5 separate regions of the Homo sapiens genome follow, and all the other regions are linked to region 1. Evidence: chromatin loops called from intact Hi-C (ENCODE). Cell type or tissue: PC-9. All regions are shown on one strand. Each heading gives the region's core, and the rest is flanking DNA. Links, peaks and the distances in the headings are about the cores only. Region 1 holds the start of TRI-AAT2-1 (tRNA-Ile (anticodon AAT) 2-1). Region 2 holds the start of TRR-ACG2-2 (tRNA-Arg (anticodon ACG) 2-2). Region 3 holds the start of POM121L2 (POM121 transmembrane nucleoporin like 2). Region 4 holds the start of TRQ-CTG2-1 (tRNA-Gln (anticodon CTG) 2-1). Region 5 has its middle 3.1 kb from the start of TRL-CAA2-1.

Region 1 (6,051 bases), core at 1,186-5,185:
GCCGTTGCACTCCAGCCTGGGCAACAAGAACCAAACTCCCGTCTCAAAAAAAAAATTAGAAAAGCCATTAGTGGTCTATTGTAAAAAAGTTTTTGAGTGCCATCTGTATTCCAGTTGCGTTCAGGGTTTTTTTTTTGTCTGTTTTTTTGAAACGGGGTCTCTCTGTCGCCCAACCTGGAGTGCAGTGGCGCCATCTCGTCACACTGCAAGCTTCGCCTCCCGGGTTCAAGCGATTCTCCTGCCTCAATCTCCGGAGTGGCTGGGATTATAGGGGCCTGCCACCAAGCCCGGCTAACTGTTGTATTTTTAGTAGAGGCGGGGTTTTGCCATATTGGCTAGGGTGGTCTGGAACTCCTGACCTCAGGTGATCCGCAAGCCTCGGCCTCCCAAAGTGCTGGGATTAAAGGCGACAGCCACCTCGCCCGGCCAAAAGGGCCTATTTCTAAAGCTGTTGAATCTGCATCACTTGCTCTCGAACGGTAGGACAAAGGAGCAAACCTCAGCTATGCTAGGCTACCTAGCCTTACAATAGGACAAATATTGTGTCTTAAAGTTATCATGAATTAGGAATGCTTGCCATGAAACTGTTGGCATTTCCCGCTTCTCGCCTAATGTACCTCCTGTTTTCTAGCAAGGCTTTTAAAAGCCTGAGTATTACAGCATTTATTGGGTGTAAATTCAGTTGCACCGGGTGAAATTACAAAATGTGTAAGGTACAGAAATCAAGGCCCCGCTGGGATTCGAACCCAGGATCTCCTGTTTACTAGACAGGCGCTTTAACCAGCTAAGCCACGGAGCCACAGCCGAGAAAGCCCTCGATCGTATACTACTTGAAAACTATTTCACACTTCCGTAATTTGCAACAATCCCAGCAACTAGTTTGTTAGGTGACTTCACAACAAAAATAGACATTCAGGTCTCAGTGAAAACCAAATAATTTTATTTTGAAAGGATTAATTCATAGGCTGGATTGAAATGACTATTTCCCCTTGAAAAGTTGTCCCGGCCCGGCGCGGTGGCTCACACCTGTAATCCGAGCATTTTGGGAGGCTGAGGCGGGCGGATCACCTGAGGTCAGGAGTTCCAGAACAGACTGGCCAACATGGCGAAACCCCGTCTCTACTAAAAGTACAAAAATTTGCCGGCGTGGTGGCGGGCGCCTGTAATCCCAGCTACTCAGGAGGCTGAGGCAAGAGAATCGCTTGAACCTGGGAGGTGGAGGTTGCAGTGAGCCGAGATCATGCCACTGCACTCCCACTCCAGGCTGGGCGACAAGAGCGAGACTCTGTCTAAAAAAAAAAAAAAAAAGAAAGAAAAAGAAAAAAATAAAAGAAAAGAAAAGTTGTTCCAACATGGATACCGCTAGACTCACTATAGGCTCTGGTGGCCAGGTAGGGACTTTTGCTGAACCTCAAAGGAAAAATGAATTGACTCTTTATTAACCGTCATTTTGTTTTAACCACACCTGTTCTCTTCTCTGTTAGTGTGGAGAAGCAGGGGTTATTGGTGGAAGATTAGCACATGTCTGACACGTGGTTGCTGTAGGAAAAGAACTATGAGGATATGTGGTGCATCTATCAGATCCCCCCCTCCTATCGCTTCTCGGCCGTTTGGCTAAGATCAAGTGTAGATTCACCACCCGGGCCCCCCACGCCCAGGTGGTGGCACTCATTCCTCAACTACAGGAATATTAACTACTGATGGCTCATGTCTGGGTCCGACTCTGGAACCTACCTTCAGTGGAAGGGAAGTCACTTGCTCCAAGTCACACCCCACCACTGGAGCAGCTCAAATCCCATGACTGTTGATGGAGGAATATATAGGTCTGCCCTTCCCGCCTCCCCACTATAATTAAGGACATTTGTGAAGGACCATTCCAGATTTATATACACCTGTGAGATGGGCTGGACGTATGTTGCGCCTGTATTGAATTCAGCTTCTGTCTTTTCTCAGTCCTGCTCACCTCACCCTCTCACAGATGCTGATTTTGAGAGCGTCCCCAATGAACTTCCCGCACACAAATCGCCATCTCAGTGTCTGTTTCCTAGGGAACTGACCGATGACAAAAAGCAAGTGACTGATGCCTACGGTGGTCTCTTGAGGTCAAAGTAAGTCTAAATGTGGCCCAGTCTTTCAGGAATCATTTACCATAACAAGTGTCCTAGTAAAACAACAATGATAATAATAATCTGTGCCACAAACTTTGAGCATTTTCACTACAGAACAAAACAAACGAAGACATCTACTAGTTGATTAAAAAGATGTACAGGCCGGGCACGGTGGCTCACGCCTGTAATCGCGGCACTTTGGGAGGCCGAGGCGGGCGGATCACTTGAGATCAGGAGTTCAAGACCAGCCTGGCCAACATGAAACACTGTCTCTACTAAAAATACAAAAATTAGCCTGGCGTGGCGGCTCGCACTTGTAATCCTAGCTACTCGGGAGGCTGAGGAACGAAAATCGCTTGACCCGGGAGGCGGAGTTTGCAGTGAGCCAAGATCACACCACTGCAATCTAGCCTGGGCAACAGAGCGACACTCTGTCAAAAAATAAATTAATTAAATAAACAAAAATAAAATAGGGCCGGGCACGGTGGCTCACGCCTGTAATCCCAGCACTTTGGGAGGCCGAGAAGGGTGGATCACGAGGTCAGGAAATCGAAACCATCCTGACAAACACGGTGAAACCCAGTCTGTACTAAAAATACAAAAAATTAGCCGGGCATGGTGGCGGGCGCCTGTAGTCCCAGCTACTCCGGAGGCTGAGGCAGGAGAATGGCGTGAACCTGGGAGGCGGAGCTTGCAGTGGGCCAAGATCGCACCACCGCACTTCAGCCTGGGCGACAGAGCGAGACTCCGTCTCAAAAAAAAAAAAAAAAAAAAAAAAAAAAGTGCAACTTTAGTGAAAGGAGCTGAAGGACACGAAAATGTGATTTATTATTTATGATGTTAAACTAATTTTAATTTTTCATATTCAAAGAGTTGAAATGTAAAGTTAGAAAATAAATGGCAAATTTGTCTAGTCAAAGGATATGATTCTCATTTCTAAGGCGAAGACATGAATATAAAGCATTAAACACATATACTAATAGTGCATATCCAAGATAAGACTTTACAATTTATATATATAAATAAGTGTATGCATATACGTCTAAATAGAGGGGGAGGGCATAAGGAGGGCATTTAAAATGTACATAGGCCAATTAACTTTTGAAAATATTACTACCCTTAACTAACAGAAACAGTCGTGGTAGGAAGAGGGGGAAAGTAGAAACTTGTCAAAAAACAGACAGTAAATCATGAATTAGCTGCTCCAGTGGCCCCTTCCTGGGTTGTCACCTGCCAGCAAGAGCATCAGGCTCCGTCTGGAAGCGGGGCACCTCTCAGGGGCAAATGTTTCACGCCTGCTTCCTCTGAGTTGTCGAATCCGGGCCTCGCCTCCTCCTCCCTTTTCAGATCATAGGATTTCTCTCCCCCGCAAATAATGGCCCTTACTTCGTAAACACGCTGGCTCCGTAATCCCTATTATTGTTTTGGGGGTTTGGTTCTGTCCAGGGAGGAGGTGAGGGCAGATGCTCAAGAGAGGCTGTCCCCACCGTCCTTTTGTCTCAGCGAACCGCAGTCCGCGCCCGAGCGCCACTAGCTGTCCTGGGACGGGAACTGCAGCGGCAAGTGTGTGACTTTCTTGAGCCCGGAGCCACAGGCCTGGGAAGCGCCGCTGAGACTTCAGGGTCGTAGTGACAGAGGAACCACCCGAGGCTAGGCGGGGAGAGGGTGCAGTTTCCGGATCCCGAAGGCTTCGAGAAGAGCCGACCTGTCTGGAAGGGTCTCCAAGAACAGAGAGGACTCTGCAACCATCACTCGGGAGCCGCGTCCTTTCATCCTTGAGACAGCTCCGTGGTCCAACGGTTCCCCGATCCGCTGGCCGAGATCTCAAGCTTGGATGCAACTTCGGATTCGCCCCAGGCAGGAGGAAGGAAGCCCCGATTGGAAACGTTGACTTGAATCTTCTCGGATCAGAATTAGCAGGTTAAGAAAAACTGTTTCCCCGTAAGAAGCAGGGTTCTTTGGTGTTCAATGTGGAGCTCCGCCACTCCCAGCCCGGGTGAAGGAAAACTGGGAAACAGAATGAATGTGATTATCTATTCGAAGATAAATTTCCACAAAGCATGCCGTTTGATAGTAGCTTATAATGTGGAAGTAAGGCATCCTGTCATCCGGCCGGTTAGCTCAGTTGGTTAGAGCGTGGTGCTAATAACGCCAAGGTCGCGGGTTCGATCCCCGTACTGGCCAAGTATTCTCTGTGGCTTTTATCACCAGAATGGATAGTAACCCAGACATCGATCTAAACGTGTACCTGTGTGTTTCTCCAGGCTTAACTTTGCCCCGAGAAAACGGATCTGTGAATTTGGTGCGCCCTCGCTTACTCGACAGCGGTTAATTTGAACGGGGACGTTTCTTTCCGCTGCCTCCAAGGCATACCCACATCCTACCCGTAAAACAAAGGGGCTATAGGCACCTTACAGTGACAGAGGTACGTTACGGTTGGAGGCTTTTGTGATTTTTGTCCTCCTCTGCCCCGGGGAAATTTTCTTGGAGTAAAATACTGAATTATTTGATTACTTCCAAAAAAAAAAAAAAAAACGCATGTAAAACCACCCACCGTTTGTATCACTCATGCTGGGTCATTCCGTTTTCTTCATTTCAGTCTAAGAGAAAACAAGATTATAAAGTGAGAAAGAAAAATTTTCAAAAACTTCAACGATAACAATGACAAAGATCTTTGTTTTATATACTCTGAACGCTTATTCCAATGTGAACAGGATACATACCTTTAAAAATATTTTTCTAATTTAAGAGTTTTTTAAAAAATAAATAACACCTTATTATTATACAAAGAAACATTTTAAAGACAATTTAAAAAGATATAGTAAAAAGTTCTCTTTTCTTTCTTTCTTTTTTTTTTTTTTTTTTTTTTTTTTTTTTTTGAGACAGAGTCTTGCTCTGTAGCCCAGGCTGGAGTGCAGTGGGCCGATCTTGGCTCACTGCAGCCCCTGTCTCCCAGGTTCAAGCTATTCTCCTGCCTCAGCCTCCCGAGTAGCTGGGATTATAGGCGTGCAGCACCATGTCTGGCTAATTTTTGTATTTTTAGTAGAGACGGGGTTTCGCCATGTTGGCCAGACTGGTCTCGAACTCCTAAGCTCAGGCGATCCACCCACCTCGGCCTCACAAAGTGCTGGGATTACAGGCGTGAGCCACGCTGCCTGGCCTTTCCTTCCATTTTTATTCTTCATCAGCTCAATTCTCACCACCACCTACTATAGGTAAACTCTGTCCTTAATTTCTCATATATCCCTACTGGGTTTCTTTATTTAAATACTGCATTTATATTGATTATTTTTTCTTCTTTTTCACACAAAAGAGAGCTTAGTTATTTACTCGTTGTTCTGCATTTACACTTTTTCTTAATGTATCTTAGATGTTTTAAATTGCACTTTTCAACTTTGTACACTGTTAAAAGCAGAGCTTATTTGGGAGGCCTAGGCGGGTGGATCACGAGGTCAGGAGATAAAGACCATCCAGCCAACATGGTGAAACCCTGTCTCTACTAAAAATACAAAAATTAACCGGGTGTGGCAGCACGCGCCTGTAGTCCCAGCTACTCGGGAGGCTGAGGCAGGAGAATTGCTTGAACCAGGGAGGCCGAGGCTCCAGTGAGCCAAGATCATGCCACTGCATTCCAGCCTAGGCGACAGAGCGAGACTCCATCTGAAAAAAAAAAAAAATCAGCTTATTTTCAAATGAGTTGATCCTACTAGCCAGGAATTGAATATAGATACTTCTTGTCCACTGTACAAAGTACAGGCTTTTTCATCGTAGGAAAGAGGGTGGTGAAGACGATACCCTTAATTTTCTCTTATAAGGTGAACAAAGCACTTTCTTTCCTAGACCATATGATCATCAAAGAGGTTTGAATATGGGCTCCCAAGCTGTACAATAATCAAAGGAAATTATATATAATTTCAACAAACATTTATTGATCTCTCACTCT
Region 2 (6,051 bases), core at 695-4,694, 470 kb before region 1:
TCAAGTTCAAGTTCCCTGGCCGCCAGAAGGTCCACATTTCAAAGAAGGGGGGCTTCACCAAGTTCGATGCAGATGAATTTGAAGACATGGTGGCTGAGAAGCAGCTCATCCCAGATGGCTGTGGGATCAAGTACATCCCCGATCGTGGCCCTCTGGACAAGGGAGGGCTTTGCATTCATGAGGGCTTCCACTGTGCTGCCTCCTCTTAATACTCGCCGTAAATCCTACTTCCTGTCCAAAAAAAAAAGCAAAAACAAAAAAACAAAACCAACAAAAAAAGCAGTGAATAGAAATGAGGAAATTGAGACAAAAGGCGGATACACAACTTAGCCAAGGCTACAAGGAAGGAGTCGGGATAAAGGCGCTGTGCACTGTGGCTGCAATGGGGCCCAAAACTACCGAGCTTCTCACTTTCAGAGGAGAGGACCACCCACCCCCGTTTATAAATACTTTTGCATTTTCACATGCCTATTTCGCCTACATTGAGTCCTTAAATAATATTTAGCCAATTTATCTAATGATGACTGTTATAATTTAACTTTATATTTATATTAACTCCAAGTTTCTAGGTTGCTAAATGAATTTTGTTGTTAAAATGTTTACCATTTTTTTTCTTTTGAGACGGGCAGGGCGGGGGAGGGGTGGGGAGCAGCGCCGTGTCTCGCTATGTTGCCCAGGCTGTTCTCTAAATCTTGGGTTTAAGCGATCCTCCCGCCTAGGCCTCCCAAAGTGCTGGTGTGAGCCACTGTGCCCAGCCAAAATGTTTACCTTTCTTGAATTATTATATCAATTTACCTAATTTGGGGAAGGAAGATGTTTCTTTCTTTCTTTTTTCTTTTCTTTTTCTTTTTCTTTTTTTTTTTTTTTGAGACGGAGTATCATTCTTGTTGCCCAGGCTGGAGTGCAATGGCGCGATCTAGGCTCACTGCAACCTCTGCCTCCCGGGGTCAAGCGATTCTCCCGCGTCAGCCTCCCGAGCTGGATTACAGGCATGTGCCACCACGCCCGGCTAATTTTTGTGTGTGTTTTTGGTAGAGACGGGGCTTCACCATGTTGGCCAGGCTGGTGTCGAACTCCTGACCTCAGGTGATCCACCCACCTCGGCCTCCTGGAGTGCTGGGATTACAGGCGTTAGCCATCGCACCCAGCCTGAGACATGTTTCTTAAAATCTTTTCTGTTGCATAGAGTCTTATAATTACAGAGGAAATTACTTCCTCTGTAATGGTTTTGTGGTTATGGTTGTTTTGTTATGATTCTTTGGAGAATGAGATGGAAAACATATGATGTATACCCCAAGAATGTATTTTATTCCATTTTCTTTTTCATTATCTCAAAATTTTAAAGTATTTTGATCTCTACTGTTCCACACAAAGCATCAGTATCCAACATAAGTATATTAAAAAATGAAATTATTTAATGAATGAACAGATGAACCGACTGCATAAATTAATGAAGCTTTCACAAGTGCAATAGACACAAGGGGGCGGTGGCTCACGCTTCTAATCCCAGCACTTTGGGAGGCTGAGGTGGGCGGATCACCTGAGATCGGGAGTTCGAATCCAGCCTGACCAACATGGAGAAACTCTGTCTCTACTAAAAATACAAAATTAGACAGGCGTGGGTGGCGCATGCCTGTAATCCCAGCTACTCGGGAGGCTGAGTCAGGAGAATCGCTTGACCCCGGGAGACAAAGGTTGCGGTGAGCCGAGATTGCCCCATTGAACTCCAGCCTGGTCATCAAGAGCGAAACTCCATTTCAAAAAAAAAGAAAAAACGGAAAACACACAGGATGATATTTTTCTTTAAAAATTAAAAAAAAAAAAAAAAAAAAGGCCGGGCGCGGTGGCTCATGTCTGTAATCCAAGCACTTTGGGAGGCCGAGGCGCTCTGATCACCTTAGGTCAGGAGTTCGAGACCAGCCTGGCCGACATGGTGAAACCCCGTCTCTACTTAAAATACAAAAATTATCCGAGCGTGGTGGCAGGCGCCTGTATTACTAGCTACTCGGGAGGCTGAGGCAAGAGAATTGCTTGAACTCGGGAAGCGGAGGTTGCAGTGAGCCGAAATCGCGCCATTGCCCTCCAGCCTGGGGGACAAGAGCGAGAATTCGTGTGTGGGGGGGGGAAGAAAATAAGCCTCCGAGCCAGCCAGGAGTCGAACCTAGAATCTTCTGATCCGTAGTCAGACGCGTTATCCATTGCGCCACTGGCCCGTCGTTGTGGGTCTCTCGATTATCTATTCTTCATTAGGATCACTAAGAAAATAGTTGGTTTGCAATACAACCAGGCGTACATTGAACAAGACTGTGGATTCTAGCAAAGCGCGATTGTCTTTGTGGTCAATTTAAATAAGTTTCACTCCCTTCAGATATTTATATTTATAAAGAAATTTTCTGCTTTGGAACATCATGTACATAATAGAGTTACTGTCGTTGACATTTGTTTACTTGATGTGCCCACTTCTTTCTTTTTTTCTTTTCTTTTCGTTTTTTTTTCTTTATGAGACGGAGTCTCCTTCTGTCACCAAGGCTGGAGTGGAGTGGCGCGATCTCGGCTGACTGCAACCTCCGCCTCCCCGGCTCAAGCGATTCTCCTGCCTCAGCCTCTCGATGAGCTGGGATTACAGGCGCGCGCCACCACGCCAGGCTAATTTTTTGTGTTTTTAATAGAGACAGGGTTTCACCATGTTGGCCAGGCTGGTGTCGAACTCCTGACCTCAAGTGATCAACCTGCCTCCCAAAGTGCTGGGATTACAGGCGTAAGCCACGGCGCCCGGCCTGGGAGATGTTTCTTAATGTCTTTTCTGTTGCATAAAGTATGAAATTATTTTCTCTGTAAGGATTCTTTGGTTATGTTTCTTTTGTTATGGTTCTTTGGAGAATGAAATGGAAAACATATGATGTGTACCTCAAGAAAGTATTCCATTTTCTTTTTCATTATCTCAAAATTTTTAAAGTATTTGGATCTCTGATCACTGTTCCACACAAAGCATCAGTATCCAACACAAGTATGTTTAAAAAATGAAATTATTTAATGAATGAGCAGATGCACCGACTGCATAAATTAATGAAGCTTTCACAAGTGCAATAGACACAAGGGGGCGGTGGCTCACGCTTGTAATCCCAGCACTTTGGGAGGCCGAGGCGGGCGGATCACCTGATGTCAGGAGCTGGAGACCAGCCTGGCCGACATGGTGAAACCCCGTCTCTACTAAAAATACAAAAATCAGCCGGGAGTGGTGGCGCGCGCCTGTAATCCCAGATACTCAAGAGGCTGGGGCAGGAGAATCGCTTGAACCCGAGAGGCGGAGGTTGCAGTGAGCCGAGATCGCGCCAGTGCACTCTAGACTGGGCGAGAGAGCAGGACTCTGTCTCATTAAAAAACAAAAACAAAAACAAAAAGCGGGTACATCAATGATAGATAATCGACAGACGCAGACTGAGTGGCCAGTAGTCAAAAGCGCAACCGAGGGCCAGTGGCGCAATGGATAACGCGTCTGACTACGGATCAGAAGATTCTAGGTTCGACTCCTGGCTGGCTCGGGTGTTAATCTTGGCTTTTTTTTTTTTTTTTTTTAAGAAAAATATCCTGTGTGTTTTCAAACTGATGACAGAAACCGGTTCTTAAAGTCCTTTGAAAGAAAATTCATCTGATCTGGCTCTTCACCTTGCACCGTACTGCTGCACATCACAATCGTGACCTTTAAGTCTGGTTTAAAGTTAAGTATCAAACTGAAATTTGAGACCTTAAGTCTCTTCGGAAATTGCTTTTTTTCTTTTTTTTTTTGAGACGGAGTCTCGCTCTGTCGCCCAGGCTGGAGCGCACTGGCTGCATCTCGGCACACTGCAACCTCTGCCTCCCGGGTTCAAGCAATTCTCCTGCCTCAGCCTCCCAAATAGCTGGTACTACAGGCTGACGCCGCCAGGCCTGGCTAATTTTTTGTATTTTAGTAGAGACAGGGGTTTCACCGTGTTGCCCAGGCTGGTCGCAAACTCCAGATCTCAGGCAATTCGCCCTCCTTGGCCTCCCCAAAGTGCTGGGATTACAGGCGTGAGCCACCGCGCCCGGCCTGGAAATTGCATTTTTTAAATCTCCCCTTTCTTTTTTTTTCCCAACTGATACTGAGAAATGGGTTGGTTCAAAGAGATCTCTGGAAAGACAACTCAAAAAATTCAAACATTCGACAACAAAAAGAAGTAAAGTTCTAGGCCGGGCATGGTGGCTCACGTCTGTAATCCCAGCACTTTGAGAGGCCGAGGAGGGCGGATCACCTGAGGTCAGGAGTTCGAGACCAGCCTGGCCAACACAGCTCTACTAAGCATGGCTCTACTAAAAATACAAAAATTAGCCAGACATGGTAATGCGCGCCTGTAATCCCAGCTACTCGGAAAGTTGAGGCAGGAGAATCTCTTGAACCCGGGAGGTGGAGGTTGTAGTTAGCCGAGATGGCGCCACTGCACTCCAGCCTGGGCTGTAGAGCGAGACACTGTCTCAAAATAAATAAATAAAATAAAATAAAATAAAGTTACAATACGTGCTACAAAGTGAATGAACCTTGAAAATATTATGCTAAGGAAAAGAAGCCAAACACGAAAAGCTACATATTGTATGATTCAATTTATAGAAAATGTCTAGAATAGACAAATCTGTAAAGGTAGAAAGTGTTAATATTTGCCAGGGGCTGGAGAAAGAGGGGAATGAGTACGGAGTTTGTTTGGGATGATGAGAATGGTTTGAAATTAGATAATGGTGATAGTTGCACAAGTCTGTGAATACACTAAAAAGCAGTGAATTGTACACCTTCAAAAGTTGGATTTTATGTTATGTTAATTATATCTTAATTTTTTAAATCCAAATTTAAAAAACAATATTGACCTACCGACTTTTTTTCTTTTCTTTTGAGTCTGGATCTCCCTTTGTCGCCCAGGCTGGAGTGCAGTGGCTCCATCTCGGCTTACTGCAACGTCCGCCTCCAGGTGTAAGCCATTCTCGTGCCTCAGCCTCCGGAATAGCTGTGACTACAGGTGTCCGCCGCCACCCCCGGCTAATTTTTGTATTTTTAGGCGGGGCGTGGTGGCTCACGCCTGTAATGCCAGCACTTTGGGAGGCCGAGGCGGGCGGATCACTTGAGGTCAGGAGTTTGAGACCAGCCTGACCAACGTGGTGAAACCCTGTCTCTGTTAAAAATACAAAAATTAGCCAAGCGTGGTTGTGGGCGCCAGTAATCCCAGCTACCCGGGAGGCTGAGGCAGGAGAATCGCTTGAACCCGGGAGGCAGAGGTTGCAGGGAGCCGAGATCGCGCGACTGCACTCCAGCTCGGCCCACAAGAGCGAAACCCGCCAAAAACAAAACAAAACAAAACAAAACAAAACAAAAAAGTAGAAAGGAAGGAAGGAAATTTTGAGTAGAGACGGGGTTTCGCCATGTTGGTCAGGTTGGTCTCGAACTCCTGAACTGAAGTGATCCGCCCGCCTCAGCCTCCCAAAGTACAGGGGTTACAGGCCTGAGCTACCGCGACCGACCGACATTTTTCTTTTTTCTTTTTTTTACTTTGTTTTTGTTTTTGTTTTTTTGGTTTTTTGTTTTTTTCAGACGGAGTGTTGCCCTGTTGCCCAGGCTGGACTGGAGTGCAGTAGCAGGATGTCAACTCACTGCAGCCTCTGTCTCCCGATTTCCAGCGATTCTCCTGCCTCAGCCTCCCGGGTAGCTGGGATTACAGCAGTATGCCACCGCGCTCGGCTAATTTCTTATTTATTTATTTATTTATTTTTGGTATATTTAGTAGAGATGGGGTTTCGCCATTTTGGCCATTATGGTCTCGAACTCCTGACCTCAGGTGATCCGTCCGCCTCGGCCTCCCAAAGAGCTGGGATTACAGGCGTGAGCCGCCGCCCAACCACTTTTTTTAGTATTTTAAATCAAGTATCTTTTTGTTTGTTTGTTTCTTCTGTGCCTATGCTTACCCAGACAGTTTCTTCATTTATTTTCCCCCGCCTTGGGCAGGCTTCCACTCTTCAGACCCTTTCCTGCACAACTTTGTCCCTGAGCAT
Region 3 (6,051 bases), core at 792-4,791, 370 kb before region 1:
CCTGAAGGCCTGAGCAGTCCCAAGCAGGAAAGTGTCGCAAGTGGAAGGGACAGAATAAGTGTTGCCTACGGCACTGGTGACATTCACTACACCAAAATCCAAAGGTGGCTTAAAAACAGAGTCTTTAGATGTGCTGGCTAGGGTGGTGGACATGACCACAGAGGTGGCCTTGACCAGGCCATGGAAATGATGGGTAGAAGCATGAGTAAATGGAGGAGGGGTCTGCTTGGAGGAGAAAGGAGCTATCATGGGCGTAGTTTTAAGTGGATCTATGCTGCCAAAGATAGGCTTGAAGGTAGGAGTTAAGGTACCCTGAATTGTGGAAAGGGAAGAGATTGAAGATGCTGCAGCTGTGACTGAAATTCTGGAATATGAGGAGCTTCCAATCTCGCTGTTGTGCAGGGGCCCCAAAATCGGTTTTAACATGAGGTGAGCAGAAGTTGCATCAGGAGGTGCAGATGCAGAAAGATGGGATGTTGGGCTACTCACCATTCCAAGCAAAGTACTTTGGATGGTGGGTGGTGCAGGTGGGTCTGGGGGCATGGGAGACCTGTCAGCCTGAGAGGTTGAAGGCGGCCAGGTGGTGTCAGTAACTGGTAATGTGGGAGAGGTGGGGGTCAGCAGGATGAAAGTAGCTGTGGGCTTTGAGTCTGGAGAGGTGCCTGGAAGGAGCTCTGACTGTGAGCACCCAGGTGGGGTCGGTAGGCTGGGTGTCTTCAAAGGAGAATGGGCCACACTGGTTGCCTCTCCCGTGGACTGTGGAGAGGCCAGTGGACCTAGAGACTTCTGCATTTTTCTTAAGTTTTCCAACTGAGGATTTGCTCCCTGGGTTAGATCTGTTTCTGAAGAAGGCAGAGCAAGAGACAAGGAAGGCTGAATAGCAAGCCAAGTCTCAGGGAAAGGGTCTGTGTTGACCTCAGTTGTATCTTCTCCTGCGTTGTTGCTTACCTGTAGCTCAGCTTTCTTCCCCAAAGTCAAGTTCTCATCAGAGACTGCATAACCAAGCTGGGGAGGTGGGATCTCTGACACCAGGTTCTCAGGGCTAGACGGCAGCTGTGGAATCTTCTGGTTTTGCTGCCCAGAACTTTCAGATCCTCCTAGGGACTCAAAATCTGATACCAGTGGGACTGGAGAGGAAGGCCGATGACAACTTTTTTCCTTTTTTATTGGCCACTCTGGTGTCTCGAATGATACACTGGGAACACTTCTCTTCCAAGGGTCTGAGAAATTTCTGCAAGAGCTGTAAGAGCTGCCAATAGCATTCCTTTTGGAGCTGAGGGTGCCACCTCTGTATATGCTGGCCAAGGAGCTCATGGAGGAGCAATTGGGCCTCTTAGTCAAGCTGTGATCTGAGCCCCAGGAGTGGAGACTTCTCTTCAGCGGCCCAGGCCTGGGCACAAAAGAAGTGAGGGTTCCATTTTTCATCAGGGGCTTAAATGCCGATGGTCTGGTCTCTGGACTCCTTCTCTTACTGTCCAGACTCTCAGGGAATAGTGGTTCTTCCAACCTCCCTTTCCCTTTTCTGCACTCTCTGAGGGCCCTCAACACTGTCTCCTTTGAACATGGATCTGCGAGCTCCTCAGAGGGCGGGAGTCCTGCAAGGGCAATTACATCTTCAGGAGAAGTGGAAGGGGGCACTCTCTGGTCAGGAGGAGTGATCCTGATGGTCACTGGGCTCCAAATTGGCCTGGGATGTCGAAGAGACCAAATAGTCCGCTTTAAGTAACTTTCCCACCAGTCTGAAGGGAGAGGCCCCAGGGGGGAATTCTGGGACTTCTTCATGGGAAAGCGCCTCCAGGCCTCGTTGGCCAGCCACGTGGTTGGATTGGCAGGATCCAGGTTTGGCCGCCTCCTCACAGGTCTATACCGTGGGGCAGGGTGGGCGCGGTGGACGAACTGAACCCGATGAACTTGGTGAAGGGGCTGAGGTGGCCGGCGTTTCGTGGGCCTCTCGGGCAAGTCGGTGCGCACCTGGGCTGGGGACGAGGGCGAAAGTTCCAGTTTGCTCAGGAAACTGCCCATGAGGAGAGATGAGGCGCGGGCAGTGAGTTCAAGCACGGTTTTGGCTTCCGAGGTTTCGGACGTCTGCAGAATCGGACAGAGTCGAAGAGCGCAGTGTTCGGTTGACGGTTGGGATTCACGCGCTAGGAAAGCGCGAGTCTCAGGGTGCTTAGCACTCTCCAGGCCCGGCACCCGCGGGAACGGGGGACACGCGGGACTTCGGCAGTCCCAGTAACTTGCTTTGCTGTTCTGAGACCTCAGCGGGGCGGTCAGACCTCTGCTGTCTCCGCAGCGAGTTGCAGTACTTGGCGCGGGGAGAGGAACTCGAGAGGAAGCTCACTGCGCCTCGCCCCTGGCGTCGGCAGCGGCTGTCTGGGACCCTGTGGTCCGGATTCACCAAGTGGCGCAGAGCTGGAATCGAGTGGGTGCACAGTTTCCAGGCTCCGACTATTACTGGCCTCGAAGGTACAGGCTCAGGCGGCTCAGGGCCCCGGCGCAGATCTGTCGGCCCGCGGGATCCCCGGAGTCTGAGTGGGGAGCACTATCCGCACCCCGTAGAGTGAGTGCGGGCGGCTTTCGCAGGTGCTCAGGACTGGAGATCTGGACCGGTGGCTGTGCCGCCCGGATGGCATTTGTGGCACTAGCAGTCGGGAAAGCAGCTGATTGAGGATTTCCGCGTTTCTCTTTTTTTGCAGATCGTGACGCCGCCAGTAGGTGTCAGTCATTTGCCGCACAGCCACCTTTGAGATCCACCTGTGTCTCCCAGCGGCCGAATCCAGGTTTCCTTCCTATTCGCACTTGGAGAACTCATGCAGATTGCCGTCAGGAGTGGCCTCAGAGATCCGGAGTGGGCGAATGGGAAATCGCATCTTACGGCCCAGAACCTGAGCCCTCCACAAGCACTTGGCTCAGTCCCTTGCTCAGGCCACCTCCTGTTCTCTTCTGCTCTGTGAAAGACACTGTTAAGAGAATGAAAAGACACGCCACAGACTGGAGAAAATATTTGCATAATACGTATGTATCTGCTGAAGCACTGGTATACAAAATATACATAGAATGTTAAAACTCATAATAAGGTAAAAAATTAATGGGCAAAATATTTAAACAGAAACCCCGCCAAAGAAGATATGCAGATGGTAAACAGTATAAAAAGATGCCAAACATCATTGACATATGCTATATGTCAATATTTAGCTATATATAACTAAACATCAGTAAATACTTCTGATTGCAATTTAAACATCAGTAAGATACCATAATTGCAAATTAAACATCAGTAAGATATTACTACACACCATTCAATTGGCTAAAATTCAAAACACCACATGCTAAGGAGGAGGTGGAGTAACAGGTACTCTCATTCATTACTGATGAGAATGCAAAATGGTACAGCCACTTTGGAGGACAGTATGGCAATTTCTTACAAAGCTAAAACACAGTCCTACAATACAATTCAACCACCACAATCCACGTGTTTATCCAAATGAGCTTAAAGTGAATGTCCACATAAGGACCTGCATGTGAATGTTTATAGAAGTTTTATTCATAGTTGCCAAAAATTGGAAGCAACCAAGAAGTCCTTCAACAGGCAAATGAATAAACTGTGGCATAACCATACAATGGAATATTATTCAACACTAAAAAGAAATGCACTATCAAGTCACGAAAAGATATAGAGGAACCTAAAATCCATATTGCTAAGTGAATGGAACCATCTGAAAAGGCTACATATGACTTCAAATATATGACAATCTGGAAAAGGCAAAACAATAGAGATAGCAAACAGAGTGCAACCGTGGTTGCAGGAGAGGTGGTAAAGAAATGTGGGATACCATTAAGCACACCAACATACACAAAATGAAAGCACTAGGAAAGGAAAGAGAGAAAGGAGTAGAAAAAATTGTCAAAGAGAGTGGCTGAAAACTTCCCAATCTAATTGAAAAACATTAATCTACATGTCCAGAAAGCGCAACAAATTCTACATAGGATTATACAAAGAGTTCCACAAACAGACATGTCAAGTAAAAGCGCTGAAAGACAAAGACAAAGAGAAAATCTTGAAAGTAACAAGAGAAAAATGACTCATCACTTACAGAAGAACCCTAAACAAATTAACAACTGACTTCTCATGTGAAACAATGGAGGCCAGAGGCAGTGGGATAAGATATTCAGTGTTCAACAAAAAATACTGTCACCCCAAAGTTCTACATCTAACAAAGCTACCTTTCAAAAATGAAAGCAAAATAAAGACATTCCCACATAAACAAAAACAGAGAATTTGTTGTTAGAAGACCTGCCTTAGAAATACTAAAGGAAATTATTCAGACTGAAGGTGACACCATCTGGTAATTCAAACACACATTTAAAACAAGAGCACTGGTAAAGGTAATCACGCAATTATAAAAGACAGTATAAATGTGTTCTTATCTTAACTGATTCAAAAAGTAATTGTACAAAACAATATGCATATTATGTACAAAACCGTATGCTATGAGGGCCTATAGCGTATAGAAATGTAATATATCTGCTAATAACAGCACAAAGGAGGTGGGTGAGAAGAAAGCTGCACTGGGCTAAGGAAATAACTCCTGATAGTAAGACAAATTTATAGGAATAAATAAAGAAACCAGAAATGATAAATAATAAGATTAATATAGAATAAGCTATATATATATACACACACACAATTTTTTCTCCTTTTGTTTCTCTCACCTTATTTAAAACACATAAAATTATATAAATTAATAATTGTAATAATGTTAGGTTTGTAATATTTATAGTTGTAATATTTATAACAATAATATGATTAAAAGGGAGAAATAGGAGAAAGAGCTATATGGGATTGAGATTTTTATATCTCACTGGAATTAAGTTAGTATAAATCTGAAAGTGTTCTGATAAGGTATATGACAAATAAGTCCTAGGAATTATTGAATTATTTCCTCTGAAGAAATAATTCAAAATTTATAGTGGAAAAATCATCAAAGAAATTAAATGCTACAGTATAAAATATTTGCTTAATGCAAAAATGGAATATAGGAGGAATGGAAGAACCAAAAAGGCATGAGACATACAGAAAATAAAAAGTTAAATACCAGACAAATCCAAATATATCAGTAATAATAATGTTATATGTAAATATATTAAGCAATTGAATCAAAAGGCAGAGACTGTCAGGGTGGATAAAGAAACAGTATTCAGCTATCTTTTGTCTAGAGAAGACACCATTTACATTTAAAGATACAAGTAAATTGAAAGTAAAAGGATGGAAAACATATGTCATGCAAACTTCATCCAAAAAAAGCTGTAATGACTATACGAGTAGACAAAGTAGACTTTAAAACAAATAATGTTACTAGGGACAAATAAGGACAGAAAGGGCTAATCCATCAGGAAGATATCACAATTATAAACATCTATGCAATTAATAAGAGCACCAAAATACATAACGACAAAAGTGACAGAAATGAAGAGAAAAATAGACAATGCAAAAATAATAGTTGGAGTCCTCAGTGCCCCACTTTCAGTAATGAATAGAACAACTAAGAAATAGATCAGTAGGGAAATACAAGACTTGAAGAATGCTATAAACCAACTAGACCTAACAAATATTTATAGAATCTCCATTAAACAGCAGCAGAATGTACATTCTTCTCAAGAGCATATGGAACATTCTCTGAGATAGATCCTATGCTAGGTCATAAAACAAATCCAAATAAATTGAAAAGGATAGAAATAATGCAAAGTATGTTTGTCTGATCACAATGGAATGAAATCAGAAATCAAACACAGAGAGAAATTTAAAAATCCACAAATAAGTGGAAATTAAATTTCTAAATAGCCAGTGGGTTAAAGAAGAAATATTAAGATAAATTAGAAAATATTTGAGATAAATGAAAATAAAGAAACGACATACCAAAACTTATGGGATTCAGGTAAATTAGTGTTTAGAGGAAAATTTATAGCTATAAATGCCCATATTAAAAAAGAAGAAAAATATCAAATGAGTAAACTAAGTTTTTACCTTAAGACACTGGAAAAAGACCAAAC
Region 4 (6,051 bases), core at 1,108-5,107, 140 kb before region 1:
ACGGGAATTATATTTACCTGAAGAGTCAGAGACCTCTTCAGAGTCATCTTTTCCAGTTAGGACAGAAACAAGCTCCCTCCTCAGCTAGCACGCCCGCTCCAGTCCGGTTTTAGCCGTTCCTTCGGAAGAGTAAGTCAGTTGAATGTCATCGAAGAAGCTCCTGATTTAGATTTTAACTGTACGTAAACGCAGATGACCCCCCACTCTCGTGCCTTCATTTAATTCCCGTTGCTTCTCCCATGGGTATTCAGAGGCTTGAGGTTGCTTGGACTCTCAATTCAATACTCCCTTTCTGCGGGTTCGTGAGAATTAGGTGTGAACGTGGTGTCCGCGGATTTCAGCAGCTAGCGGGCAAGCTCCAGCGCCCAGAAACTTTGAGTCGCTTGTCTAGGAGTCCTGTGTTGAATTGCAACACTATGCACTATGTTCTGGTTATTGATGTGCTCTGAATGAGCTCTTTCGTTCGTGAGCAGAGGCCCTGACGAGACTGAAGACCAACTATTTCCGAGCGCTCCACTCAACCATTATAAGTTCACCCCAGCCGTCAGCGATGGCGTAGGTAGGTAGTCGTGGCCGAGTGGTTAAGGCGATGGACTTGAAATCCATTGGGGTTTCCCCGCGCAGGTTCGAATCCTGCCGACTACGGTTTTACCAGGTGCAGTTCCCGCCTTTCCTCAAAACTTACCCAAATTCTTGTACTCCATTTGCTGCTCTCCTACACAATCCTCCCACTGCATATTCAGATAATATCCTCTTTACTCAGTGAATGGAGACTACCTTATGTTGCCGTTACTTCAAAACTGGTATATATCCCTGTGATCACAGCCAGCAAGACTTCAGCCTCTCCTGCACCAAATAGCGCCTTGGTATACTCATAACTACTGTCAACTCAAAAGAAGTCAGGATTCACAAAAAGCTTTACCACTAACAGGTAATTTTCATTAAATACTTAGTACGTTCCAAGATATGAGTTAAGCACCAACAGCATATTTTTATCTGCATTTTACAGATGAAGAAACTACCCAATGCTGCACAATGAAATGATATTTTAACTGAGGACTTCCAGATGGGGTCGTGAATTCAAGTTTTGTAAATTCCACTGGGGGCACCCCCCAAATTATCAAGTTGTTAGCAGATTCAGGGTTAGATTTATTAGTACCCAAAACGGATAAATAGCAGGTCATATTTTTCAAGTACTTACTACACATCACCATCAAGGTCTTTACATGGCTTATAATTTGTAAATCCTCACAACATAGTCATTATACAGACTGGAAGGTCCACAGGCATATACATATGGCCAAGGTCTCACAGCGAGAGGGCAGTAAGTTGTAACTTGAATTCATCTCTTGATTTTGGCTCCAAGACCCCGGCACCCAACAGGCGTCTCAGTCTTCTACCTGTACTGGGAATTAACACCACCTACCTCCTATCATTCAGAGTTGGTTCACTATTCTGACTTCATCCTGTCTCTACTGGTAATGAGTCCACAAAGTGGTATGATTTAAGCCGCTGGGTTTAGCCTGGGGTGTAATATTGCTGCCCATGGGGTGTTTGACGCTTGAGTTATCTATCTATCTATCTATCCATCTATCTATCTATCTATCTATCGTAAATAAACTTTATTTATCTGTTTCTCAGAGATGACACTGCCAATAATCACAGATTTGCATACGATACTTTGATGCAGGGCGTACCGCTCATCAGTCTACGGGAGTTTGTCTGTTTTTGAGTAGGGTGTTTCTTAACAGTTTATAAAGAGCTTGCCAACATTAGACCATTTAAGCTACTGAACACTAAAGCCTGATAGCAAAAAATACTTTTTCAGCCAACAGCATTTGGATGCACAGTACGACTGGTTTGACAGAAAGGTAAAAGACTATCTTCGCCACAGAGATGGAGAGAAATTGTACTTATGCTGCATATATTAGAAGTAAGTGAGGTAAAAACAACAACGACAAAAAAAAAAAAAAGAAAAGAAAAACAACTCTACAAAGGAAAGAATTACAAAGTTGCCCAGATTTTGCATTCGTAGTAATTAAAATCTCTGCTCTCCTGCATAAAGACCCAAAGAGCAGATTCTGTTTATCAGCACTTCCTACTTCCTCCATCATGTTCAGGGGACAAAATGTTTCCGTGGACTTCACAAATTATTGAAAGAAACAATCCCTTCAGGACGGGCCCGATGGCTCACTCCTGTAATCCCAGTACTTTGGGAGATAGAAGCGGAAGGATAGCCTGAGCCCAGGAGTTCGAGACCATCCTGGGCATAACAGCGAAAACCCTGTCTCCCTCCAAAAAACAAACAAACAAAAATTTCGCTGCTGTGGTGGGGCGCACCTGTCGTCCTAGCTACCTGAGATCACCTGAGCCTGGGGAGGTCGAGGCTGTAGTGAGCTGTGATCCCGGAAAGTGGATTCTATTCCGCCTCCTTACCCAGAGGCAGATATATTGGGACTTGCATAGCTTCTAGGCCGTTTGACTAAGATCAAGTGTGCTATCGGGAGTTGTAGGAATTCATGGAATATATCAGGCCGAAAATTGATTTTGGTAATTTATGTAGAGAGCGTTTTCCCTGGGGAAAACAAAAGGTCCAGGAAGAGGATATATACATATATCTTCGAGCAGGTTCCACCGAGACTTGAACTCGGATCGCTGGATTCAGAGTCCAGAGTGCTAACCATTACACCATGGAACCCCTCTTGGTACGCTTCACCCAAATATTGCTCATGCTGGGTTATAGGCATTCTACTAAACGCATTTAATGTATCAAAGCAAAAATCCTTAGTTTATGCCCACTCAGAACACCCTTTCAAAGAAAACCCTGGGGGATCTATTTATTTATTTTTGCCGATTACATTGATCCATAAAGTCTCCCTTTCCCCTAACCCTCAATTAACTCAGAAACTTGGTGGTCCTGAGCCTTGCTTTCTTCATTAAGAAAAATTGAGCGACTTTTATACGTACCTGAACTGGACCGAACTTCTTCTATGCTTTCTGCAATTTAATGCTTAAAAGCTAGATTAAGTGGACGCTTCTAGTCCCCCATAAAAACGGGGAAATTAAGTCTTGGAGAACTCATGTCTTATCTGCAACTCTACTCAATTTCAGACACGGGATATTTTTCTCCACATAGGTGAGTTATCAGGTTTATTGCCTCTAGGAAAACAACCTTTAATATCTTGATTCCAGGGAATTCACAAAATAATTGAAGGTTCCGTGCGATCGACTGAGAATTATTTAAATTTGGCCTTCTCTCTATCAGGAAAACTAGTTGTAACAGTTAAGAAAAAAAATTACTCAAGTGAAATTAAGCATAAAGCTGCTAAAAAAAAAACTCTTTAAATTGAGGCTGCGTGATTCACTAACCTCAATATTGTAAATTGGAGGCAAATCTGCACCCACGCATGAAGCTATAATTCTGGTCAAACCGGTTCCCTGTGTCTCCCTGGTCTCGGAGAGGTTATGATGATACAATTTTGGGAGACTATAGACAGCCATTTCTAGGTCAGGTGGAGTCAGCTAGGTTAAGAACGAGGCTCTTAGCCGGGCGTGTTGGTGGGAGCCTGTAGTCCCAGCTACTCGGAAGGCTGAGGCAGGGGAATGGCGTGAATCCAAGAGGCGGAGCTTGCAGTGAGCTGAGATCGCGCCACTGCACTCCAGCCTGGGCGACATAGCGAGACTCAGTCTCAAAAAAAAAAAAAAAAAAAAAAAAAAAGAACGAGGCTCATTTTAAAGCAGGGTTTGATTGGAACCTTTACTGCAACTTCTACTCAGCATCATCCAGAGTTTCTCATAAGATAAATTGTATTTGAATTATATTTTCATAATTTGTTTTGAGGAAGGAAACATGTAAAAGTATGTCTAAGTAACAGTATTTATTTAAAGTCCCAGTGGATATTCTAAAGCCTGTAAAAATTGAACTCAAGATTTTTTTCTCCTAGGCTTTTCTTATTGCAGTTGCTCATTTGGAGGTAGTGTCCGGGATTTCCAAATTATAGCTGTTACATAAGTCATTCTCCATCCAGAATTTCTGGCTTCTAGGACATAAAGAGATGAAGAGGCCGGGCACGGTGGCTCACGCCTGTAATCCCAATACTTTGGGAGGCCGAGGCGGGCGGATCACGAGGTCAGGAATTCGAGACCAGCCTGACCAAAATGGTGAAACCCCGTCTCTACTAAAAACACAAAAATTAGCCGGGCGTGCTGGCGCACGCCTGTAATCCCAGCTACTCAGGAGGCTGAGACAGGAGAATCCCTTGAATCCAGGAGGCGGAGGTTGCAGTGAGCCGAGATAGTGTCACTGCACTCCAACCTGGGCAAAATCGCGCCGCTGCACTCCAGCCTGGGCAACAGAGCGAGACTCAATCTCAAAAAAAAAAAAAAGAGATGGAGAAAAAAAAAATCCAGGAGTTCATGGAAGTAAAAGGAGGAGCAGATAAAACCACAATTATAGTGTAATATTTTAGTGTAATATGCCTCTCTGAAAAACTAATAAAAGCATAAATGGAAAATAACTGTAAAGCAAAATAATGCAGTTCATATAACATACATATATAGAGAACAGTGCACATATCGACTTCAGGATTCAAACTTTTTTCAAACATACATCGAATTATCTCAAATTTGACATTTTACCGGACCATAAAGCAATGCTCCAAAAACATAACAGGGTTAGATACATGCTATTATTTCACAGCAATAAAACTGTGTCAGAAATCAAAACATAAAAATTAAAAATTGTATTTATTTGCAAAATGATAAAAACACTTCTAAATAATTCATGGTTTAAAGAAAAAATATCCATCAAAATTAGGACCTATTTTGAAATAAATGATAATAAAAATAGTACATATCAAAATATGTAGTATGCAGCTAGAAATGCACTAAGAAATCCTTAAATACTATAGTATATAAATAAAATAAGATTAGTGATCTAAGCATGTATTACATGAAATTAGTGACCAATCAATAATTTACTCCCAAGAGAATTTTAGAGAAAGAAATAATGAGGCAAAGAGCAGATATTAATGCATTATTAATGCAAACAACAGACATTAATACGAAATAGAGATGATCAACAACGTCAATAAAGTGGCCATCTTTTTATCTTTTTTGATTTTTATTGTGATAAAATACACAAAACATAAAAGTTATAACTTTAACCGTTTGTAAGTGTACAGTTAAGTGGCATTAAGTATGTTGCATTATTGTGCAGCCATCCCCACCATCTATCTCCAGAAATTTTTACATCTTCCCTATACCTGTTAACCAATAAGTCCCCATTTCCCCTGCATTTTTAGTAACAATAATATCAGGTTTTTGGAAAGAGATTGATAAACTCATTAAAAAATAATATGGAAGTGAAAAGGACTAAAGTAGCCTAACTCATCTTGAAAAAGGAAAGCAAAGTTAGCAGACTTACTTTACCAAACAGAAAGATAGAAAGGTAACATAATTTTTAAAAACATGACATTGCCCAAAGATAGACAATACCACGACGTAGAATCCAGTCTTTGAATAAATGGTGAATATCTAAAAGAAAAAAAAAGTGATCAGATAATTATCTACAAGGAAAAAAATTAAATTTACCTCTTTCACATTATCCTCTAAGCCATTTCCAGATTGACTGTAGATCTGAATATAAAAGTAAGCAAACAAAGCTTGTAGAATACAACATCGGGGAATATCTTTATGACTTTGACCCAAGGAAATATTTTCTAGACTTGATGCTAAAAGCGTTAGTCATAAAGGGCAATCCTTCCCGTCTAGATCTTCAAGTCCTTCAGTTCTGAGAATTTTTCTTATATTTCTTGGTAAAATTATCCTCCATTTTTCCTTTGTCTTGCTGGAACTCCCAGTAATGAGATGATATTGAATCTCTGGAATGGGTTGTTCAATTTTCTTTCCACTACTATTTTCCATCTTTGATGTTTTCCTACTGTTTTTGAAGTAGTTCTAAACTGTAACTTCCAAATTTTTCATTAAATGTTTTTCTTTTCCCCTGCTACTTTATTCTTTATTTCTAGGAGATCTTGTTTCATTATCATA
Region 5 (6,051 bases), core at 1,312-5,311, 78 kb before region 1:
TCTCTCTGGAATTTGCCCGACTAAACAGGAGCTCCGAACTCACTGATTACAGAATGGAAAGGTAGAAGAATACAACTGTTAGTGCGGAATTGAATAATTCTTACAGTACTGGAGACCAAGATGGGAATTGAGGAACAAGATATGAAGGAGACGTTTCCACGTCACCTCTCCCCTTCCTCCAGTAACTCCCCGCTCTCGGCCCTGCCCTCTCCCTCTGACCCAGGCCTCCTGACTCGCATAGACCTCTGCTTACGACCCTGACCCTGTGGGGTCACTTTGCTCTTTGTGACTTAAGTCCTGATGCAGTAGCTCCAACTTGATGCTGCCCCAGGGCCAGTGGGAACTTTTCTGGACAAGAGGAGGCCATAGCAACAGAGTGGGGCTGTTCTGTACATGGATTTCTAGGCATTCCCCCTTCTCCTCAGACTATCCGAACTGTGATTTCACCACCGGAAGTCATCCTTACATGTTTCATTTCGTTACACAGTTCAGTAAACATCACTGTCTTCTGCCCTGTAGGGTCGCCTATGCTCTATAGTGATAATCCTGTCTCTCCTCTCTCTAGAGCTCTCAGATGCTTTTCTGCAAATATTACCCACTGTGGGAGGCAACAGCTATTTCTTTTTTGAGACGAAGTCTCGCTCTTGTCCCCCAGTCTGGAGTGCAATGGCGCGATCTCGGCTCACTGCAACCTCCGCCTCCTGGGTTCAAGCGATTCTCCTGCCTCAGCCTCCCGAGTAGCTGGGATTACAGGTGCGTACCACCACGCCCAGCTAATTTTTTGTATTTTAAGTAGAGACGGGGTTTAAACATGTTGGCCAGGCTGGTCTCGAACTCCTGACCTCAGGTGATCCACCCGCCTTGGCCTGCCAAAGTGCTGGGATTACAGGGGTAAGCCGCCGCGCCCGGCCGGCAACAGTTATTTCTAAAGATAAGAGTGTACATTTTATGACTGAAAAATACGTTTCTAGGACTGTGAAAATGAAATCATCAAAAAAAAAAAAAAAAGAAAAGAAAGAAAAAGAAAAAGAACCTTGTTGCAATGGTTTTTCTAGGATTGAACTGTGAAAGAGAGAAACAATTTAAAATTCTAGTAGCAAGGAGTGCCACTGAGTTTCTATAATTAAACTATAAGGGCCTAAACGGATGGTACACAAATTTGAAGAATCTCGCTCTATTGCCCAGGCTGGAGTGCAGCGGCGCAACCTCGGCTCACCGCAACTTCCGCCTCCCAGGTTCAAGCAATTATCTTGCCTCAGCCTCCCGAGTAGCTGGGATTACAGGCGCCTGCCACCATGCCCTGCTAATTTTTGTATTTTTAGTAGAGATGGGGCTTCACCACGTTGGCCAGGCTGGTCTCAAGAGATCCGCCCACCTCGGCCTCCCAAAGTGCTGGGATTACAGGCGTGAGCCACCGCGCCTGGCCTGGAGAGTTATCATTTTTAAATTTGTAATTTCCTCATCTGTTACTCTAAAATTAAACGGGAAACATCTCTTTTTAAAATTGGATTACTGTTTGTAGATTTTAATCTTTTCAATGCAACTATACTTTTCCTATATACTAAGTGCAATTCAATCATATGCAAAATTGGCAGTATATATTTTAATATATGCACATGTTGAATATTTGCACTAGTAGTTCCCTATTCCTGTTGAAGTCTATGTATACATTTTCTGTGGAAATGAAAACCTCTAAATGTAGGTTAAAAATATTTGAGATAGACCGGGTGGGGTGGCTCACGCCTGTAATCCCAGCACTTTGGGAGGCCGAGGTGGGTGGATCACCTGAGGTCAGGAGTTCAAGACCAGCCTGGCCAACATGGTGAATCCCCATCTCTACTTAAAAAATACAAAAAATTAGCTGGGCATGGTGGTACGCACCTGTAATCCCAGCTACTCGGGAGGCTGAGACAGGAGAATCGCTTGAACCCAGGAGGCGGAGGTTGCAGTGAGCCAAGATCGTGCCATTGCACTCCAGACTGGGGAGCAAGAGCGAGACTTCGTGTCAAAAAAAAAAAAAAAAAAATTGGGATACCTGACAGTGAATAATATAAAAATGTAATGTGAATCTGAAATTGCAACTGAAATATGTCTTAATCCAATTGTCTTTTATACACTGCTTCTTGTGAGGCACAGTATAGTCAATGTTTCATGAACTTCTGGGCAGTATATTTTCTAAAAACCTCCTTAATATTTATTTTATTTTCTCTAATCTTTCTTTACAAGTTAGGAAGAAATTGAATCTGAAGTGATAGGGGCTTCTGAGTGGTTAGGGTTCAGCCATAAAAAAATACTTGAGACAGACGGTATTTTCCAAAGATGGCCACACCAACATATCTCATCACACGTTGTCTTATTTTAATACAATTTTGACACATTTCCTTGAGGGGTGGGGGTCTACATTCCCTTCCCTTGAATCTGGATAGGCCTGTAACCATGATGGAAGTGATACACCAAGACTTCCAATGTTAGGTCATAAAACGTGGTAGAGGCTTCCACCAGCTTTCTCTCAAGACATCTGCCCTCAGAACTCAGTCATGGCGCTCTGAGAAGGCCTAAACTAGGACATAGGAGCAGAACACATGGAGAAAAATTAAGGCCTCCGGTCCATAGCCAGCAGCAACTGCCAGGCATGTGAGTGAATGATTCTTCAGATTATTTCTAGCCACCAGCTTCCCTCCATTTTTTGGGACAGGGTCTTGCTCTGTCACCGAGGCTGGAGTGCAATGGTATGCACATGGCTCAGTGCAGCCTCACCCTCCTGGGCTCAAGCAGTTCTCCCACCTTAGTCTCCTGAGTAGCTGGAACTACAGGCATGCACCACCATGCCCAGCTAATTTTTAAAAAATTTTTGAAGAGATGGGGTTTTGCCATGTTGGCCAGGCTGGTCTTGAATTCTGGGCTTAAAGGATCCTTCCACCTTGGCCTCCCAAAGTGCTGGGATTACAAGTGTGAGCCACCATGCCCAGCCTTCAGCAACCAGCCTTATAGTCTTCCAGTTGAGTCCTAAGAAATCATGGAGCAGAGACAAGCTGTCCCCACTGTTTTCTGCTCACATTCCTGACCAACACATCTGTGAGAGAGAATAAATGATAATTGTTGTTTAAGTTAAGCCATTGCATTTTAGTATGATTTGTTATGTAACAATAGTTAGGTATGTATCAGTCTTGGTGCAATCAGGAGAGAGAAATTACACAGTTATTTGAACATAGAAGTGACCTCACCTGGGGCTGAAACAAAGCACTAAAAGAAGTGCCCTCTACCTCTCACCCCACCCCTGGCTAAGATCCAGACCTTGTTGGGGAGAGCATGGCTGTGACTCACGGAATAGCAGAGAAATGCTCATGGTGCTATGCCAGCAGAATTTGCTTGAAATCTGTCCTCTGGAATTTTTTGGAAATTAATCTTCAAGGGTTTCTTGAAAAGCTCTTCGTGGAGAGGTCTCTCACTGAGGGCACTCTACTACAAAACACTCAAAGAAGATGCCAGGGAAAATTAGTTGTTGCTGGGTGCTGCAGGAGACTGATGCAGGGGAAAGGCATGCGTGATGTAGGAGCTAGGCACTGGGGAAGCAGCAGGCCAAGTAATACATGGGAAGAAAGAAGCAAAACTCACTTTCTTCCGCAATGTCTCTCCACTGCCCTCTACTGACAAAGCTTCAATGCCAATTGGCAAAAGAAAACCAAGGACTCAAGATTCATTTCCACGAAGCAGGCAAAAAGGGTGAATTTGGAGCTGAGAGGCAATAAATCCTGAATGGGTACAAGCAAATGCAGATTTTCTTACTTAAAAATGGGATACTGCCATAATTAATAAATTCTGAACCATGTGACTTTGGGACTTGACAGCAAGTGGAAACTGAAAAGACCTTGAGGAGAATATGAGTAAAAACACCTGAAGACAACTGCTGCCTGTCACTAAGTCCCAAAGTCAGTGATGCTTAATGGAGAGTGTGGAAAATGTTACTAGAAGCTGGAAGAAACCGGACTTTTGTTATCTAGAGACAGAAAGTTTAGCAACACTGTTGTGAAAATGTGGAAAGTAGGCCGGACGCGGTGGCTCACACCTGTAATCCCAGCACTTTTGGAGGCCTAGGTGGGTGGATCACCTAAGGTCAGGAGTTTGAGACCAGCCTGGTTAACATGGTGAAACCCCGTCTCTACTAAAAATACAAAATTAGCTGGGTGTGGTGTCACATGCCTGTAATCCCAGCTACTCAGGAGGCTGAGGCAGGAGAATCGCTTGAACCTGATGGGGGTGAGGAGCGAGGTTGCAGTGAGCCAAGATCACACCATTGCACTCCAGCCTGGGCAACAAGAGTGAAACTCTGTCTCAAAAAAAGAAAAGAAAAGAAAGAAAATGTGGAAAGTAGAAAATATACCTAATGAATTTGAAAGAAAGAAAGAGTGGAAAGTAGAAAATATACCTAATGAATTAAAGAAAGAAAGAAAGAAAGAAAAAAGAAAAGAAAGAAAGAAAGAAAGAAAGAAAGAAAGAAAGAAAGAAAGAAAGAAAGAAAGAAAGAAAGAAAAAGAAAAAAGAAAGAAAGAGGCTGGGAGCTGTGGCTCACGCCTGTAGTCCCAGCACTTTGGGAGGTCAAAGTGGGCAGATCACGAGGTCAGGAGATCGAGACCATCCTGGCTAACATGGTGAAACCCCGTCTGTACTAAAAATACAAAAAAAAATTAGCCTGGCATGGTGGCGGGCACCTGTAGTCCCCGCTACTTGGGAGGCTGAGGCAGGAGAATGGCATGAACCCGGGAGGTGAAGCTTGCAGTGAGCCGAGATCAAGCCACTGCACTCCAGCCTAGGTGACAGAGTGAGACTCCATATCAAAAAAAAAAAAAAAAAAAAAGAAAGAAAGAAAGAAAATGTGGAAAGTAGAAAATATACCTAACGATTTTGCTTATTTAGCTAAGGTTATTTCCAGGCAATATATTGAAGATGCCACCTGGCTTTTTCTAGCTGCCTATAGTAAAATAAGAGAGCAGGGAGATAAACTAAAGAAAGAATACTTTAGGACTTGTTGGATATTCAAAAATAAAACTGCTTCTCATTACCAGCCTGTCAAGATGACAGATAATGCTGTAATTAAGAAAAGGCTTTGATTCTGCTGAGAGAAAGAGAGAAGAAAAGAAAAGGCTTCTGCCACGGCACATTAGCTGGAAAAAAAAAAAAAGTCTTCTAGGAAAACATCAGACCCAAGGCATTGTCAGCAAAACATGGTCTAAAGATGAAGCCAAGGGCATGACTTTATTGCTCTATTCTTTTGTTCTGTACCTTTCATTCTGTATGCACTGATAACTTTGAGTTCTTTGTTGTTCTTCTGGAGGATGATTAGAACTTCCATGTCTTTCCATATGTTTGTTGTTTATGTGATATAAGTGTGAGGAGTCGGAACCAACTACAGACTGCTTGGGCTAACAATTTTTCTCTATTCTGTACAAGTTGCCCCTTACATGCAAGCATGGCCTGGAGTGGGGTGGGATATAAATTTGGGGTTTAGATATCTACAGAAAGCAGAGAGCTAGGCATACTTTCCTCCACCATAATCATGTGCTGGAGGCTCCATCAGCCTCCTCTTTGGATGGTAAAGTACTTATTTCTCTTTATTTACCTAAGCAGGTTATAAAGACAGTCTCTTTCCCATACAAGTGAGCTTCATGGCCCAATTGCTCTTCTGTTCTGACTTTTCTTGGAACTGAGATAAAATGCCTCATTTATAGAATCCCTGACATTCTTGCCAATGAACTTCCCTAACCACTTTACTTTCCAAGCTCTTTGAACCCAGTTTCAGTTATTTTATTTATTTATTTATTTATTTATTTATTTATTTATTTAGAGACAGGGTCTCACTCTGTTGCCCAGGCTGGAGTACAGTGGCACAATCTCCACTCATTTCAACCTCTGCCTCCTGGGTTCAAGCAATTGTCCAGCCTCAACCTCTCGAGTAGCTGGGAGTACAGGCATGTGCCACCATGCTTGGCTAACTTTTGTATTTTTGTATTTTTTTGAGACAGAGTTTCACTCTTGTTGCCCAGGCTAGAGTGC

What was found. A loop is a pair of places that touch in the nucleus more often than their neighbours do. Peaks named below come from ENCODE experiments on the same cell type or tissue, not always from the same donor. Only the 100,000 strongest peaks of a DNase experiment are listed, where the experiment ranks them.
Region 2: a loop joins it to region 1, with 2.8 times the contacts of the local background. A loop is called at or near these places in 2 of 110 quality-filtered maps.
Region 3: it touches region 1 in a loop (7-fold over the local background); 11 of 110 quality-filtered maps call a loop at or near these places.
Region 4: it touches region 1 in a loop (2.4-fold over the local background); 13 of 110 quality-filtered maps call a loop at or near these places.
Region 5: a loop joins it to region 1, with 3 times the contacts of the local background. A loop is called at or near these places in 17 of 110 quality-filtered maps.

Annotation. Positions count from the first base shown.
Region 1 is chr6:27,683,970-27,690,020 of GRCh38, forward strand. It overlaps TRI-AAT2-1 (tRNA-Ile (anticodon AAT) 2-1), which reads left to right and starts at 4,219; the gene lies at 4,219-4,292. It overlaps TRT-AGT2-2 (tRNA-Thr (anticodon AGT) 2-2), which reads right to left and starts at 799; the gene lies at 726-799. RefSeq lists silencers at 682-821, 4,186-4,465, a cis regulatory region at 3,305-4,693 and an enhancer at 3,946-4,025. In PC-9, for the core only: CTCF peaks have their summits at 3,606 and 3,811; DNase peaks (open chromatin) are centred at 3,652, 3,982 and 4,312; H3K4me3 peaks cover 1,807 bases; H3K27ac peaks cover 385 bases.
Region 2 is chr6:27,211,704-27,217,754 of GRCh38, forward strand. TRR-ACG2-2 (tRNA-Arg (anticodon ACG) 2-2) reads right to left here and starts at 2,213; the gene lies at 2,141-2,213. It overlaps TRR-ACG2-3 (tRNA-Arg (anticodon ACG) 2-3), which reads left to right and starts at 3,470; the gene lies at 3,470-3,542. LOC124901293 (a long non-coding RNA gene) reads left to right here and starts at 5,963. Exons shown (of 2, transcript XR_007059536.1): 1 at 5,963-6,051. It also overlaps the pseudogene RPL10P2. RefSeq lists an enhancer at 3,440-3,940. In PC-9, for the core only: CTCF peaks have their summits at 1,439 (motif pointing right), 1,642, 3,046 and 3,252; DNase peaks (open chromatin) are centred at 1,588, 2,208, 3,138 and 3,538; H3K4me3 peaks cover 2,881 bases; H3K27ac peaks cover 1,185 bases.
Region 3 is chr6:27,310,149-27,316,199 of GRCh38, forward strand. POM121L2 (POM121 transmembrane nucleoporin like 2) reads right to left here and starts at 2,125. Exons shown (of 1, transcript NM_033482.4): 1 at 1-2,125. The coding sequence starts at 2,022. It overlaps LOC105375107, which reads left to right and starts at 2,021. Exons shown (of 3, transcript XM_011515048.2): 1 at 2,021-2,044; 2 at 2,175-2,466; 3 at 2,697-3,588. The coding sequence starts at 2,021. The coding sequence ends at 3,064. RefSeq lists a silencer at 2,182-2,476. In PC-9, for the core only: CTCF peaks have their summits at 2,702 (motif pointing right) and 2,705 (motif pointing right); a DNase peak (open chromatin) is centred at 2,723; H3K4me3 peaks cover 1,173 bases; H3K27me3 peaks cover 257 bases.
Region 4 is chr6:27,545,126-27,551,176 of GRCh38, forward strand. TRQ-CTG2-1 (tRNA-Gln (anticodon CTG) 2-1) reads right to left here and starts at 2,698; the gene lies at 2,627-2,698. It overlaps TRS-TGA2-1 (tRNA-Ser (anticodon TGA) 2-1), which reads left to right and starts at 564; the gene lies at 564-645. RefSeq lists enhancers at 272-411, 432-481 and a silencer at 582-711. In PC-9, for the core only: no CTCF peak of the experiment used is centred there; DNase peaks (open chromatin) are centred at 2,646 and 3,456; H3K4me3 peaks cover 2,549 bases; H3K27ac peaks cover 1,879 bases.
Region 5 is chr6:27,605,831-27,611,881 of GRCh38, forward strand. No RefSeq gene overlaps it. Among named protein-coding and RNA genes, the nearest start is that of TRL-CAA2-1, 3.1 kb to the left of the region's middle. In PC-9, for the core only: CTCF peaks have their summits at 3,634 (motif pointing left) and 3,834; a DNase peak (open chromatin) is centred at 3,291.